Linked DNA regions of Homo sapiens: region 2 is linked to region 1. A link is a loop called in an ENCODE intact Hi-C map of the cell type or tissue named here. Cell type or tissue: dorsolateral prefrontal cortex. All regions are shown on one strand. Links, peaks and the distances in the headings refer to the core of each region. The heading gives the core; the rest is flanking DNA. Region 1 has its middle 65 kb from the start of LINC03011. Region 2 has its middle 8.3 kb from the start of LINC02604.

The links. Peaks named below come from ENCODE experiments on the same cell type or tissue, not always from the same donor. Only the 100,000 strongest peaks of a DNase experiment are listed, where the experiment ranks them.
Region 2: it touches region 1 in a loop (3-fold over the local background); 6 of 110 quality-filtered maps call a loop at or near these places.

What each region holds. Positions count from the first base shown.
Region 1 is chr7:66,554,240-66,562,570 of GRCh38, forward strand. It overlaps the pseudogene RABGEF1P1 and the pseudogene SAPCD2P3. Among named protein-coding and RNA genes, the nearest start is that of LINC03011, 65 kb to the left of the region's middle. RefSeq lists enhancers at 3,277-4,092, 4,093-4,908 and silencers at 3,488-3,597, 4,935-5,167. In dorsolateral prefrontal cortex, for the core only: CTCF peaks have their summits at 3,496 (motif pointing right) and 3,702; DNase peaks (open chromatin) are centred at 3,502 and 4,782; H3K4me3 peaks cover 733 bases; H3K27ac peaks cover 2,503 bases.
Region 2 is chr7:66,891,608-66,899,938 of GRCh38, forward strand. No RefSeq gene overlaps it. Among named protein-coding and RNA genes, the nearest start is that of LINC02604, 8.3 kb to the right of the region's middle. In dorsolateral prefrontal cortex, for the core only: a CTCF peak has its summit at 3,379; no DNase peak of the experiment used is centred there.

The DNA.
Region 1 (8,331 bases), core at 72-8,071:
GTCTCGGTTCGAAATGGCATTATTAACTTATATATAATTTGCCTTATTCATTGGTTGAAAAAGCCCTGCCAAGTGAAGGACTCTTCTACCCAGGACCGTGGGGAGTGATGCCCAACACATGTCATCTGTTTCTGTAGGATAAACACAATCTCTGATCAAGTGCGGGGAGGCGGAGTGTCTGTACGGCCTGGTCCTTGTGCTCCCTGATGCAAAGTGAGCTTCCTCAGCCGTGCTGCCTTCTCACACAGAAGCATTCACCTGTCATGGGCCTGAGTGACCTATCACATCCCCAAAACCACCACCTTCCTAGTCCTTCTCCACAACGCCAAGAACTCACTTACTCACCAGATTGGTGAAATAGTAGCCATCCTCTCCAGTCATCAGTCGGCTTGGATTGCAGAAGCACGTGATATACTGGATATTAGACTGAAGGCATGGGGGTTGCCCTTCAAAACAATGTAGATGAGGGTGGGGAGGAAGTCATCTGCTGACGCCAGCTCGTTCTAGGTGATCTTGATGGCATCGAAGATGTGCTTGCTGCACTTGGTGATGCAGGCCAGCTTGTCTCGAGGCACACGCCTGGAATCCATTTCAATATCTACAAAGCAGAAAAGACAGTATTTCCCATGAGAAAAGAATCACAAAAAAGAAGCAATAGGAAAATCATGTTTCATCTCTAAAGTTATGAAGGAATCCTCACTAACCCCCTTTCCAGCAGTTAACTTAGTGTATAATAACTTAGTAAATATGATCTCATACTCACGGAAAACAGACCCATAAGCCAAGTACTACACAGTGTACCCTACAAGCACATTTCTCTAATCCTAAGATTATGCAATAGATACTCTTATTTTTTCTTTTTTTCTTTTCTTTTTTTTTTTTTGAGATGGAGTTTCGTTGTTTTTGCCCAGGCTGGAGTGCAATGGTGCAATCTTGGCTCACCGCAACCTCCACCCACCAGGTTCAAGTGATTCTCCTGCCTCAGTCTCCCGAGTAGCTAGGATTACAGGCATGTGCCACCATGCCCAGCTAATTTTGTATTTTTAGTAGAGTTGGGGTTTCTCCATGTTGGGCCAGCTGGTCTCAAACTCCCGACCTCAGGTGATCCGCCTGCCTCAGGCAGCCTCCCAAAGTGTTGGGATTACAGGCGTGAGCCACCACGCCCAGCCACAATGGATACTCTTATTAATATTATCCATTTTAGTGATGAGGGGGCTGAAGTTCAGAGAAGTTAAATGATTTGCCCAAGATCATACAGACAGCAGGTAGCAGGGTGGGAATTTGAAACCATGTCTATCTGACTGTAAAGCCCACAGTCTTTTTTTTTTTTTTTTTTTTGGAGATGGAGTTTCACTCTTTGTTGTTCAGGCTGGAGTGCAGTGGCCTGATCTCTGCTCACTGCAACTTCTGCCTCCTAGGTTCAAGCGATTCTCCTGCCTCAGCCTTTCAAGTAGCTGAGATTACAGGCGCCTACCACCACGCCCAGTTAATTTTTGTATTTTTAGTACAGACAGTGTTTCACCATGTTGGCCAGGCTGGTCTTGAACTCTTGACCTCAGGTGATCTGCCCGCCTTGGCCTCCCAAAGTGCTGGGATTACAGGTGTAAGCCACTACGCCTGGCCAAGCCCACATTTCTAATCACAACGTAAGCTGCCTCTGAGCTCCACGGAGAAGGAAGAAGTTGTCTGATAAAAGAATCTTTTTATTGCTTCTGTGCCTCTGTTACATTTTAGAATGTTTTCGACAATCTCAATTTGCATACCGCTTTTTAGAAATGTGGCTACTACAAAAAGCATCTTTGTACTGGATGCGAGAATACAAAAATTAGCCCACGTAGGGGTGCGTGGCTGTAGTCCCAACTACTCGAAAAGCTGAGGCAGAAAAATGGCTTGAGCCCGAGAGGTTGAGACTGCTGTGGGCTGGGCTGGCCCCGCCGTGGGGCCGCACGGGGACGGACGCGGGTGGACGCTGGGACCGAGCCCGGGCGCCCATGGCTGGGGCTGCCATGGCTGAGCGGGGCCACGTGCCTCCCCCTCGCGCCCGCGCCCGCGCCCAGCACGGAGGGGCTGCCGTGCGCCTTCCTGCAGAGCCTGCGCACCCTGTTGGACATCCTGGACGACCCGCGGGGCGGCTGCGTGCACCTGCGCCAGAGCCAGTCCCGCTGGCGGGGGGCCGACACGCGGGAGCTGCCCCGTGGGATGCTGGAGGGCCTGCGCCAGGTGGCCTCGGCCAGTGGCTGCCTGACCTTCGAGCGCTTTGTGGCCGACCTGCCCACCTAGCTGCTGAGCGCCATCGGCTGCCCCCGGGACCCCACGTGCGCCCCGGCCCAGCCTGGGGACCAGCCGCTGCAGCGCCTGGCGTTTACGCTGGCCAACGAGCCACAGACAGTCCTGGAGAAGCCCCCGCCCAGGTTCAGGCGGCGCGGCGCGGCCCGCAGCCCGGAGCAGCTGTACACCCCCCGCCGAGGCGGCGTCCTGCCCGCGGAGCCAGAGCGGACCCAGAGCGCAAGCGCGGACGCAGGTTCATTGGCCTGCAGGGCCCTGGAGGTGGACTCGGGATGTCCGACTGGCCCCCCGTGCCCGAAGGGAAGTCGGAGGCTCACCATCACCAGCGGCGTGGACTGCGGCCTGCTGAAGCAGATGAAGGAGCTGGAGCAGGAGAAGGTGGTGCTGCTGCAGGGTTTGGAGATGATGGCGGGGTCGCGACTGGTACCAGCAGCGGCTGCAACCAGTGCAGGACCGCCAGTGCCGCCTGGGCCAGAGCAGAGCCAGCGCCGACTTTGGGCCTGCGGGGAGCCCCCACCCACTGGGGCGGCTACTGCCTAAGGTACAGGAGGTGGCCCGGTGCGTGGGGGAGTTGCTGGCTGCGGCCGGTGCCAGCCGGGCCCTACCTACGTCCTCCTCCGGGCCCCTCTGCCCTGCCCTGACGTTCACCTCCTTCCCGGGGTGGCAGCAGCAGACTATCCTTATGCTGAAGGAGCAGAACCGACGCCTCACCCAGGAGGTGACCGAGAAGAGTGGGCGCGTCATGCAGCTGGAGCAGAAGTCGGCGCTCATAATGAAGCAGCTGTTTGAGGCCCAGGCCCTCAGCCAGCAGGACGGGGAGGCCTCTGGACTCCACCTTCATCTAGCCCGTTTGGGCTGGGCGGAACCCCAGGGCAGTTCTGTCACTCAGCCCTTCGAGGGCGGACGCCCTGTCTCACCCAACGTCTCTGGCTGGAGACCCCCTGCAGCCCAGGCAGTCCCGGAGTGGGCGCCTTCCTGCCCCACTTGCCATCCAGGCTTCCCAGGTCCGCCCCCAGCTGGTCCCCGCACCGAGCCCTTGACTCGGTTTTGGCTCCTGGTGCTGACATGGGCTGGGGCTCTCTTGAGTCTGCATGGTCCGCAATTGCTACTGCCGCTGTCAGGAACAGTGGGGGACTCCCTGTTTCCAGCGGTGCTGCTCTGGGTCCCATCTCCAGGGAAAGGCAATGCTCACGCCGGGCTGCACTTCCGACAATGGCCAGTAGAGGGGGGCCGGGCAGCTCTGATGCGGCGCTGAGGCTGCGCCCGAGACCAGGGGTGCAAGGACAGCTTCCTCCCCTCAACCAGGGCACCAGGACAGGTGGCTGTCACTAGGACAGGGGCAGATGGAGGGGGTGGGGATGGCCTCTAAGCAGGGGGTGCCCGCCTGGCAGGGGAGCCCCAGGAATGGTGGTCGGACTTCGGGTCCCGGCCAAGGCAGAGAGAATGGCTGCAGCAGATTGCGGGGTGGGGGGGGCCAGGCAGGTGAGAGCTTAGCCTGCATATGCCTCCCGCAGACCCCGGTGTGATGGCCTTCCTCACCCTGGCCAGGACGCTGTCCCCTGTTGAGTCCCACAGAACAACCTGTGAGCCTGGCTCCCCAGGAGGGGGTTCAGCCCAGGCCCCCAGGCACATCGTAGGCAGAGCCTGCCCCCCCACCCCAACTCAGGATTCCCAAGGTCTGGGGTCCTGCTCACTCCCCACCCCCGTTTCCTCCCACACTCAGCCTGACCCCAGGTTTCAGCGGGGAGAGGCCACTTCCCTCAGCCAAGGAAAACGAGAACCCCCAGAGTACAAGAGGAGGCTGGGGCAGGTCCCCTTGAGTGTCACTCCCTGCACCCCCTGCCTAGGCCCACTCCCGCTGGTGCTGGGGTTTGCACTGGTGGAGGGGGCCCCTGCTCAGCCCATCCTGGAGGGTCCCAGTGCCACCAGAGCTAGGGGCATGGCAACATCAAGGATGGTCCAGGGCCCCCCGATGCAGGATCAGTGTGTGGGGTGCAGGGCCCCCCAATGCGGGGTCAGTGTGTGGGGGGCGCAGGGACCCCTCGTGCCCAGGGCACTTTGGGGCACTGTCCCACAAGGCAACCCTGTCTCAGAGGAGGGGTCCTGGCAGACAGCACGGCAACTCCTTTCCAGAACCCAGCTCCACGCTAACCTGCCCACAGCAACCCCTCAGAGCCACATCCCCTGCTGCATCTGGCCTGCAGGGGTGTCCCAGGACACGCCCAAACCAGCCCAGCGTGCAACTGCCCTCCTACCCTGAGGATGGGAGTGAGCTTTCCAGGGGACATAAGGACGCCAGGCCTGGATCTTCTGGGCAGGAAAGGGAGTGGGTCCTGAAGGACTGTGCCCCACAGCCCTAGCACCACAGCCCCAGCACCAGGTGGACTGCAGCGCAGTGGGTTGGCCAGCGGCAGCCCGGGAGAAGCCGCCACCCCCGTCAGCAGGCTGGAGACAGCCCATTAGGGCCTCAATCACGTCTACCTTTGAGGGTGCCTGCCATGCCCTGGGAGATCCTGGCATCTTTACAGGACTGGAAGCAGGAGACAGAAGAGTGTCTGCCCCGGGCTGGCAGACGGTTTGAATGGTGAGTAAGACAGGGTTTTATTGAGTGAAAAGGAAGAAAAGGGGGAAAGAAGGACTCTCACAAGGCCAGAGTCTCTGCTACAGTGCTTCCTGCCAGCAGCTAGAATCCCAGGTTCTACACAGAAAGAAGAGGGGCCAGGCTCCTCCCTGCTACAAAAGACTGCGCCACTTCCCGAAGCTCCACCCCAGTGCACAGGCCGGTTGGAGTTTTTCCGGGGGGCTCCACCCCAGTGTACAGGCCGGTTGGGGTTTTTCCCAGGACCCCTTCCCACCTAGCAGTCTCACCATGACCAGCTCATTCTTTTTGCTATATCTACATATTCTTAAATAGATTTAATGCATGTTTTGATAATTTACATGTTTTGTGGACATTTCTATTTATCTAACCCACTGAATCCTTTTTGGTAGCTTTGTAACATTCCATTATATTAACTGACTTATTTGACTCTCTACCACTGTGCATTTGGGTTGCTTCCCCTCTTTTCACTGTTGTGCACTGCAGCTATAAATAATTTTGTAAGGACTATCTTCTTTTGGGTTACTTCTCTGCGATACATTTCCAAAAGTGGTATTAACCGCTTAATAAGAATAAATAGGTCGGGCGCGGTGGCTCGCAACTGTAATCCCAGCACTTTGGGAGGCTGAGGCGGGTGGATCATGAGGTCAGGAGATCGAGACCATCCTGGCTAACACAGTGAAACCCCGTCTCTACTAAAAACACAAAAAATTAGCCAGGCGTGGTGGCGGGCGCCTGTAGTCCCAGCTACTCCGGAGGCTGAGGCAGGAGAATGGTGTGAACCTGGGAGGTGGAGCTTGCGGTGTGCCGAGATCGCACCACTGCATTCCAGCCTGGGTGACAGAGCGAGACTCTATCTCAAAAAACAAAAAAAAACAAAAAACAAAAAAGAATCAATGTTATAGCACTAAGTGTCTATTGCTAGCCACACTCCTCAGAAACTCGGTGCACACTGTCATTAACCACGTGTACGCGCTTATTTCCCTATGGCCCTTACAACATTGGGCTTGATAATTTTCATTTCGTTTTACTGATTTTATAGGTGTAATATATGTATTTATTCCTCACTTTCTGCCAAAGAATATTTAAAGTCTATTTAAAAGATAAATGCAATTCAGCATAACAGACTAGAAAATAAAAAGAATAACAACTGTAATACCAATGCTCTGGGAGGATGAGGGAGAATATCGATTGAGCCTAGGAACTCGAGACCAGCCTGGGCAACATAGTGAGACCCCATCTCTAGTAAATATAGATAGATAGGCATTAAACAATTTTTTAAAAATTATAAACAATAGGCCAGGCACGGTGGCTCACCCTGTAATCCCAGCACTTTGGGAGGCTGAGGCAGGCAGATCACCTGAGGTCAGGAGTTCGTAGACCAGCCTGGCCAACATGGTGAAACTCTGTCTCTACTAAAAATACAAAAATTAGCCAGGCATGGTGGCACGTACCTGTAATCCCAGCTATTGGGAGGCTGAGGCAGGAGAATCACTTGAACCCAATAGGTGGAGGTTGCAGTGAGCCGAGATCGCGCCATTGCACTCCAGCCTGGGGGACAAGAGAGAGACTTTGTCTCAAAAAATAATAATAATTTAATAAGTAAACAAAAACAAACAAACAAAAGAAACATGGAGAAACCCCACAGGCAGAGCCACAGATGACAAGACAGAAATGTTTTCCTGGAAGATGTCTAAATTAGTCAAGAGTCAGCCCATACATCTATCTGTCTCTAACTAAACTTTTTAGCAATCATCACTAAGATGAAAACAGTTACATAACTCAGGGTTCAAAAGATGAAAGCAAACCAATCCTTCAGGTGAAATTCTGACACCAAAATCAAAAATTTCTCCCAAGGGTTCTCATAAGGATGTCACGATAGAAGAGCATGAATAAGGCTGAGAACAAACCCCCAGGACTGGTTGTCACAGACCCCATCTACCACAGGCCAATGACATCACACGCCAAGGGCCAATACATCCTGTGGAAGCCTGCAGCAGCCTAACTGTCTGGCTTAACTCTAAAAGGATGGCAGGACACTCGGGGTCAGGGGCAGTCACCTCATTCCCTCAGTGAAAATGGCTAAGCACTCATGGCACTTTTTGATTACCTTGACTGCAGCCCTTGTTACTATCAACTAGTTACCCATATACGTGCCATTTATTTGAACTAAAATTGATCCCTCATCTATAAAGGCCTAGGTATGCTGGGTGGGGTGGCTCATGCCTATAATCCCAGCACTTTGGGAGGCCAAGGCAGGTGGATCACAAGGTCAGGAGACTGAGACCATCTGGGCTAATACAGTGAAACCCCGTCTCTACAACAAAATACAAAAAATTAGCCGGGCGTGGTGGCACCACCTGTAGTCCAAGCTACTTGGGAGGGTGAGGCAGGAGAATCACTTGAACCCGGGAGGCAGAGGTTGCAGTGAGCCGAGATTGCACCAGCCTGGGCAACAGAGTGAGACTCTATCTCAAAAAAAAAAAAAAAAAAAAGCCTAGGTACTACCTTTAATAAAGTTTAGATATTTCACTATATTAAGCCCTTATTTATATTCATGACTTCCCACTGTTGCCTTCTACTTTATCTGAGTTTTATTTTTTATCGCACAGACTTTTAAAAAGTTAATACAATTAAGCCTTTTACCCGGTCATTAAAAACAATTCTTTTGGCCGGGTGCAGTGGCTCACGCCTGTAACCCCAGCACTTTGGGAGGCTGAGGCAGATGGATCACCTGAGGTCAGGAGTTTCAGACCAGCCTGGCCAATAGGGTGAAACCCCATCTCTAATAAAAGTACAAAAATTAGCTGGGCGTGGTGGTGTGCACCTGTAGTCCTGGCTACTTGGGAGGCTGAGGCAGGAGAATTGCTTGAATCCGGGAGGCAGAGGTTACAGTGAGCCGAGATGGTGCCACTGCACTCCAGCCTGGACAACAGAGTGAGACTTCATCTCAAACAAAACAAAACAGAAACAAAAACCAACTTTTCAATTTTCTTTAAAAAAAAAAAATAATAAGACAAGGTCTCACTGTGTTGCCCAGGCTGGTGTCAAACTCCTGGGCTCAAGTGATCCTTCTGCCCTGACTTCCCAAAGTGCTGGAATTACAGGTGTCAGCCACTGTACCAGAGCAAAACAATTTTTCGATAGTTCAATTTTAGCTCCTCTCCACTGCTGAAATACATGTTCTAATCTACTCCCCAACCCCCACACACAGTCTTGCTCTCTCACACAGGCTGGAGCGCAGTGAGTGATCTCACTGCAACCTCTGCCTCCCAGGTTCAAGCGATTATCCTGCCTCAGCCTCCCAAGTAGCTGGGATTACAGGCATGAACCACTACACCCAGCTAATTTTTGGTTTATTTTGTTTGTTTGTTTGTTTTTTTGAGACAGTCTCGTTCTGTCGCCAAGGCTGGAGTGCAATGGTGGGATCTCGGCTAACTGCAATC
Region 2 (8,331 bases), core at 52-8,051, 340 kb after region 1:
TTTAAACACCACTAATAGTGTAAAAAAATTGCCCATTTCAGGCCAGGCGCAGTGGCTCATGCCTGTAATCCCAGCACTTTGGGAGGCTGAGGTGGGTGGATCACGAGATAGAAATCGAGACCACCCTGGCCAACATGGTGAAACCCCGTCTCTACTAAAAATACAAAAATTGGCTGGGCGTGCTGGTCTGTGCCTGTAATTTTAGCTACTCGAGAGGCTGAGGCAGGAGCATCGCTTGAACACAGGAGTTGGAAGTTGCAGTGAGCACGCCACTGCACTCCAGCCTGGCAATAGAGTGAGACTCTGTCTCAAAAAAAAAAAAAAAAAAAAAAAAAGAAAATGCACATTTCATTGCACCTTTGCCGGCACAGGGTATTATAATTTAACAAGTTATTTTTTGTTTGACTATTTTTAATAAATAAAATACCTAGTATTACTTTATTTTTATTTGTCATATTTTAATATCTTTCCTTGTGTTAGCTTATCAGCTTTATTTCTTCATTGTCCTTTTTTAATTTTTGAGACCAAGTCTCACCCTGTCGCCGAGGCTTGAGTGTAGTGATACAGTCTTGACTCACTGCAGCCTTGACCTCCTGGGCTCAGGTGATCCTTCCACCTCGGTTGCTGAGACTATAGGCACATGGAACCATACCTGACTAATTTTTTTTATTTTTAGTAGAGACGAGGTCTTGCTATGTTTCCCAGGGTATTCTGGAATTCCTGGCCTCAAGCGATCCTCCCACCACCCCCTCCCAAAGTACTGGTATTATAAGTGTGAGCCACCATGCCTGGGCTGTCTGTGTCTTTTCCCTTTATTTATAGAGTTAATGAGTCTTTTACTAATTTGATTATCTATTTTTTATGAAATTATAAAAATAGTAAATACTTTTAAATAAAGAAGTGAAAATTTTCCTTCACTCTTTAGACCCACAATTTTATCTCAGGAAATAATTGCTATTGCAAAAATGGGCCATATTCTTCAAGATACATATAGGCTAATTGGACATCACTTCACATTTTCATATTTCGTGGACATCTATGCCAATACCTATTGATCTATCTTACTCCTTTTCATGGTTGCATAATATTTTATTATATAGATGTATCACAGTTTACCAGTCAGCCACTGTAGGCGTTTAGGCTCCTTCTAATGTTTGCTTTGAACTCTTTATATAATTAAAAATTAACACCCTCAGCCAGATGTGGCAGCTCACACCTGTAATCCCAGCACTTTGGAAGACTGAGGTGGGAGAACTGCTTGAGGGTAGGAGATCATCACCAGCCTGGTCAACAGAGTGACACTTTGTTTCTATTAAAATTTTTTAAAAAATGAGCTGGACATTGCAGTGCACACCTGTAGTCCCAGCTACATGGGACGCTGAGACTGGAGGATCACTTGAGCCTAGGAGGTTGAGGCTGCAGTAAGCTATGATCACACCACTGCACTCCAGCTTTGGTAACAGAGTAAGACTGTGTTTCTTAAATAAAATAAAAATCAGGTGGGAAGATTGCTCTAGCCCCGGAGGTAGAGGCTTCCATGAGCTGTGATTATATCACTGCAGTCCTGCCCACGCAATAGAGCAAGACCCTTTCTCAAAGAATAAAATAAAATAAAAATTAACCCTTTATCATATTTCCCACTAACACCTTCCATCCTACGTTTTTCCTAGAAGCCCTTGAATTTTGTTTGCTTTTCACATACCATTTAAAACTTTTAAGTACTGATGTCTGTTTCATCCCTCCTTTTTTTTTTAAAGGATGTCTTTTTGTCACTTCCAGCTGGATCTACCATGAAAGACGTCAGAGTCCAGGAAGAGAGACTGACTGGGCAACATGTTATTCAGGTACAAAAAGACTTGGACTGTAACTAAAAAATGATCAAATAATAGTGCATACATCAAGAACAATGGAAAGCACTTCTGGAGGGTGAGAGAAGCTTCCAGTTAAGTTGACATTGAAGCTGGGTCCTGAAAGATGAGGAAGAGTTGTATGAGAGTGAGGAGGGAAGGAGGAGGTGGAGGGATGGGGAATGGGCTGGGATGGGATGGAGTGGGCTGTCCAGGTGGGGAAACCAGCACTGTAAAGACCTGGACAATGAAGATGGCACATTTTGTTCAGGGAATGGTGAAGTAAGAGTGGCAGGAGTGCTTTGGAGAGACAGTAATTTGCTTGTATGGAATTTTGCCCAAGAGACCTCATTACAGTTTCTAATCTTTTGATGTTATCATCCATCACTGTCCTTGTCAAATAGTTTGGAATAGGTATGATGATCACAATAACATCAAGCATAATATTTCATTAATTCTCAGAATTAGAGAAGATGATGTGGTGATGGAAGAAGAGGTCAGAGAGGGAGATTTGAAGATGTTGCAGTTCTGGCCTTCAAGATGGAGTCAGGGGCTATCTTCAAGGTGAGTCAAGGAATGGGGTGGCTTCTAGAAGCTGGAAAAGACAAGGGAGCACATTCTCTCTAGAGCCTCCAGAAGGAATGCAGCCCCTCTTACACCTTGACTTTAGCCTTAATAGGCCTAGTTTGGGCCTCTGGTTCCCAGAACTATAATATGGCAGATTTTTGGTGTTTTAAGGCACTAAATATAGGGTAGTTTGTTGCAGCAGCAAGAAGAAACGAACATGAGCCAGGGGCAGTTGCTCACACCTGTAATCCCAGCACTTCAGGTAGCTGAGATGGGGAGCATCGCTTGAGCCCAGGAATTTAAGACAAGCCTGGGCAACATAGTGAGACTTCTTATTGAAAAAAATTTTTGTTAAATTAGGCAGATGTTGTGGTATGCACTTGTAGTCTCAGCTCCTAGGGAGGCTGAGGTGGGAGGATTGTTTAAGTCTGGGAGGTTGAGGTTGTTGTGAGCTGTGATTGAGCCACTATACTCCAGCCTGGGCAATAAAGCAAGACCCTCTTTCAAGAAAGAAAGAGAAAAGAGAGAAAGAAAAAAAGAGGGAGGGAAGGAGGGAAGAGAGGGAGGAGGAAGGAAAGGAAGGAAGGAAGAAAGGAAGGACGCATGACAGATGGAAATGTTAAATAGAGTGGTGAGGGTTGGCCTCACAAGTGAAAATTGAGCAAAAGCTTGAAGCAGGTGATGGAGCTGGCCAAGGTGCTGAGGGAAGAGCGTTGTAGGCTGAATCAACAGGATAAAGGCATTAGGAGACTCCCTGGTGAGTCTGAGGCTCTGGAAGGAGGCCAGTGGAGCAGAGAGAGAGAGGGAGAGAAGTAAGGGAGCAGGCCAGGGAGTTGCTAGGCGGTGATCAGTATAGATCGTGTAAGCCCTGGGAGGCTATTGCTGAGGCTTTGACTTCTATTCTGACTGAAATGGGAACTGCAGGAGGGTTCTGAGTAGAGAGGCGACATGATCTGTCTCCTGATTTAAAAGCACCCCCTGGCTGCTGAGTTGAGAAAGACTGTGGGAAGATTTGGGTAGAAGCATGGGGGCCAAGCTGTGTCAGCATCCAGGTGGGAGATGGTAGTGGTCCTGACCAGGGTCATGGCTGTGGTGAGAGATGGTCAGAACCTGGATAGATGTTGAAGTCAGCCAATAGGATTTCCTGACAGACTGGGTGTGGGCTGTGAGATAAGGCAGGGGTCAAGGTTGAGCTTGATTCTAATGGAATTATTAAGTAATTTTAAAAAACACTGCTGCCTTTCCCAATCCTACCAAGTAAAGGATGCTAGATGAAAGAAATCTCAAGTCGGGCCAGGTGCAGTGGCTCACACCTGTAGTTCTAACAGTTTGAGAGGCAGAGATGGGAGTATGTTTTAAGGCCCAGGAGTTGGAGAGCAGCCTGGGCAACATAGCAAGACATCCTCTCTACAAAAACAAAATAGAGAAATTTAATACAGTAAACTAAATACAGCTGAGCATGGTGCTGTGTACCTATGGCCCCAGTTACTCAGGAGGCCGAGGTGGGCAGATCTCTTGAGGCTAGGAGTTTGAGTCCAGCTTGGGCAACATAGCAAGACTCCTCTCTTTACAAAAATTAAAAAAAAGAATAGCCTGACATGGTGGCACTTGCTTGTATTCCCAGTTAGGGGTAGGCTGAGGCAGGATGATCTCTTGAGTCCAGTTGGACGAGGCTGCAGTGAACTATGATTATATCACTGCACTCCAACCTGGGTGACAGAGCGGGACCCTGTCTCAAAATACAAATACAAATAAAATGAAATTTCAAGTCAGACCAGTCCCTTCTAGGCTATGGAGGCCTTGCAGCCACATAGCTGCATGATTGAGTTTGTGTGGCTGTGGATGAGGAGACCCCTGCCTAATTATTGTTGGCTATATAATCAGTTTATTTTTAATTTTAGTAATCAGATATATTTCCTCATACTTGATGGTCTCAGATATGTGTGGGTTTTGGAATTCTCCTTGGAACAGGTTGTAACATCTTATTGGTTTCATCATTCCGTAATTTTTTTTATCTGATCACTTTTTAATAAGATCAGAATTGACATTAGACTACCTAATCAGTTTTGATTAATGAGAAAATGAAATTATGTTGTTTGCACTTTATCCAAGATTGGTTTCATATTGGCTAAATCTAATCAATACTTGAACAAATGCAAAATTAGAGCTTCTTTATCATGAAACACTTTGTCATTCTTGAAGAAGATGCCATTTCTTTTTTGTAGCCTTTAATAAACAGCTGCTATCATTGCAGACTTGCTATTCAGGCACTTAGGAATTTTTCACTAGAAGGCATGTAAAGAAAGACCATGGGCATTTGTAATGAATTTAGCATTCATTGTTTGACTGCATGACTGTCCCCAGAGCTGTAACTTTACTAACAAATTTTTCAGAATCCACTTAGCTGGCAGCTGAGCCTAACCAGCCACTAACCATCATTATTCAGTGCTCTTTTATTCTTATCTATTTCTCCTCAAACTTGGCTACACTCAAAAAGTGATAAAAACTTGCATTTCTTTTCTTTCCTTTTTAGAGAGAAGATCTTGATCTGTGGCCCAGGCTGCAGTACAGTGACATGATCATGGTTCACTACAGCTTCAAACTCCTGGCCTCAAGCCATCCTCCCACGTCAGTCTCCCAAGTAGCTGAAACTACGGACATGTGCCGCCATGCCCAGCTAATTTTTTATTTATTTATTTACTTATTTATTTTTTCATAGAGATGGGATCTTGTTAGGTTGCTCAGACTGGTCTCAAACTCCTGACCTCAAGTGATCCTCCTGCCTCAGCCTTCCAAAGTGCTGGGATTACAGGCAGGCATGACCACCTGTGCCTAGCCCCTTATTATTATGTTTTTAAATAATAGCTTTATTAAAATATGATTCACACACCATTCAATTTATTGAAATCTGCAGTTCAGAATATTTTAGAATATTCACAGAGCTGTGCATCGATCACCGCAGTCACTTTTAGAACCATTCATTACTCTATAGAGAAATCTGCACCCTTAGCCATTACATCCACTCCCCCAACCTGCCTTTGCCCCCAGCCTCAGGCAACCATGGATTCATTTTCTGTCACTACCTAATCTGGACAAATAGAATTGTACAATAGGTGATCTTTTGTGGCATTTTTCCCTCTTAGCACAATGTTTTCAAAGTTCCTTTATGTCATAGGGTATATCAGTATTTCATTTTTTCTATGGCTGAATAATATTCCATGGTAGAGACACACTGCATTTTGTTGATCCATTTATCAGTTGGTGGACATTTGGGTTGTTTCCACGTATTGGCTATTATGAATAATGCTGCTATGAAGATTACAGTACAAGTTTTTGTGTGGACATATATTTTTATTTCTCTGGGATATATGCCTAGGAGTGAAATTGTTACATTATATTTTACATTTAACCTTTTGGGAAACTGCCAGACTGTTTTCTAAAGTGGCTACACCAGTTGGGTGCAATGGCTCACACCTGTAATCCCTGCTACTCAGGAGGCTCATTTGAGAGGATGGGTTGAGCACACAAGTTCAAGACCAGCCTGGGCAAGACAGTGAGACCCTGTCTTGATTTTTCTTTTAAAAATCCAATTAAAATGACAAGAAAAGAAATACCCAAAGTGGTTACACCATTTTATATTTCCACCAGTGATGTATGTGGGTTCCAGTTCCTCCACATCTTCACTGACATTATTTTTTTTTTCTAGACAGGGGCTTGCTCTGTCTCTCAGGCTGCAGTACAGTGACGCCATCACAGTTCACTGCAGCCTTGACCTCCCAGGCACAAATGATCTTCTCATCTCAGCCTCCTGAGTAGCTGGGAATTATAGGTACACGCCATCATGCCTGGCTAATTTTTATATTTTTTTGTAGTGATGGGGTTTTACCATGTTGCCCAGGCTGGTCTCTTACTCCTGGCCTCAAGTGATCTGCCCACCTCACCCTCCCAAAGTTCTGGAATTACAGGCTGAGCCATCATGCCTGGCCTTCACCAACATTTGTTATTGTCCATTTTTTTTCGTTTATACCTTAAAGCAGTATAAGAACAAGTGTTTTCAATTATGGTAAACAAAAAATATAATCCCGGGGCATTTGGATGCTGAGACAGGAAGATCTCTTGATGCCAGGAGGTTTTTGTTTTGTTTTGTTTTGAAACAGAATCTCACTCTCGCCCAGAGTGGAGTGCAGTGGTGTGATCTCAGCTGCCTGCAGCCTTCACCTCCCAGGTTCAAGCGATTCTCCTGCCTCAGCCTCTTGAGTAGCTGGGATTACAGGTACATGCCACTACTGCCCGACTAATTTTTGTATTTTTAGTAGAGACGGAGTTTTGCCATGTTGGTCAGGCTGGTCTCAAACTCCTGATTTCAGGTGATCCCCCTACCTCAGCCGCCCAAAGTGCTGGGATTACAGGCATGAGCCACTGTGTCTGGCCTGATGCCAGGAGTTTTAGACCAACCTAGCAAGACCTCATCTCAACAGAATATTTAAAAATTAGCCAGATGTGTTGTTGCTTGCCTATAGTCTCTTTTACTTTTTGAGACATGGTCTGGCTCTGTCAGCCAGGCTGGGGTGCAGTGGTATCATCATGGCTCACTGCAGACTGAAACTCCTGGGATCAAGTAATCAGTCCTCCCACCTTATCCTACCAAGTAGTGGGGACCACAAGTGCATGCCACCCGGGTCTTGCTATGTTGCCCAGGCTGGTTTTGAGCTCCTGGCCTCAAGCGATCCTCTCACTTTGGCCTCCCGAAGTGCAAGGATTACAGGTATGAGTCACCATGCCTGGCCCCTACCCTGCCTATTGAGAACCATAAGAAAGAACCAAATTCTCCTTAGCTCAACTCGAGCCATTTCCCAATTGGTTCTTCCACAAGGAGCTGGTTATTGAGCTGTCCAGGCCTCCCAAGCAGCACAGAAATGAGGTGAGGGAGTTTTCCTGCTGCTCCACTCTGTGAGGAGCTGGAGGATGATGTTCACTCATTTGCAGAGAGAGATGTCTTGTAGGCACCTTAGGATGGAGGGGACCCTGATTCCAATGTCCTTTTGTTTTTTTCTTTAGAAGCAGGACCTTGCTCTGTCACCCAGGATGGAGTTCAGTAGTCCAATCATGGCTCATTGTAACCTCAGATTTCCAGGCTCAAGCAATCCTCCCACTTCATCCTTCCCAGTAGCTGGGACTACAGGTTGGTGCCATGACACTCGGTGAATTTTGACTTTTTTTTTTTTTTTTGTAGAGATGGGCCTTGCTATGTTGCCAAGGCTGGCCTTGAACTCCTGCACTCAAGGGATTTTCCTGTGTTGGCCTCCCAAAGTACTGGTAATGCAGGCATGAGCCATTATGCCCAATGTCTCTGGTTCTTAACCTTCTGCCTCCCTCTTCCACATTTAAAGAACCCTTGTAATTACATGGGCTCACCCAGATACTGCAGGATAATCTTGTTTTAAGGTCAGCTGATTAGCAACATTAATTCCATCTGTACTCTTAATTCCCCCTTCCTATGTAATTATGCGGTGTAACATAGGACATGAGCAGTTGGGGGGTCATTACTTTGGCCACCACTGTGATACTTTGGCCACCACCATGACTATTTTGTGCCAGGTACTGAGGTAAGCACTGGTGAATTAAACATGAATAACACACACTCCCTAATCTCCATTCATTTATGGGAGGAGCACCTCGCTTCCCATGCTCCTGAGAATCTAGGGAGTCAAGGAAGACTTCCTGGAGGAGGTGGTGCTAAAGCGGACAAGTGACAGAGGAGCTGAAGCTAGCCAGGAAGAGAGTAGATAAGGGGAAGCGTATTCTAAGCAGAGGGCATCACCCACTTCGCAGGCTCGCAGAGAGAGAGAGTGGGCATTCAAGGGACAGATGAGGCTCAGTTGGACTCCACAGCAGGTAAAATGGAGAGGGGCAAGCA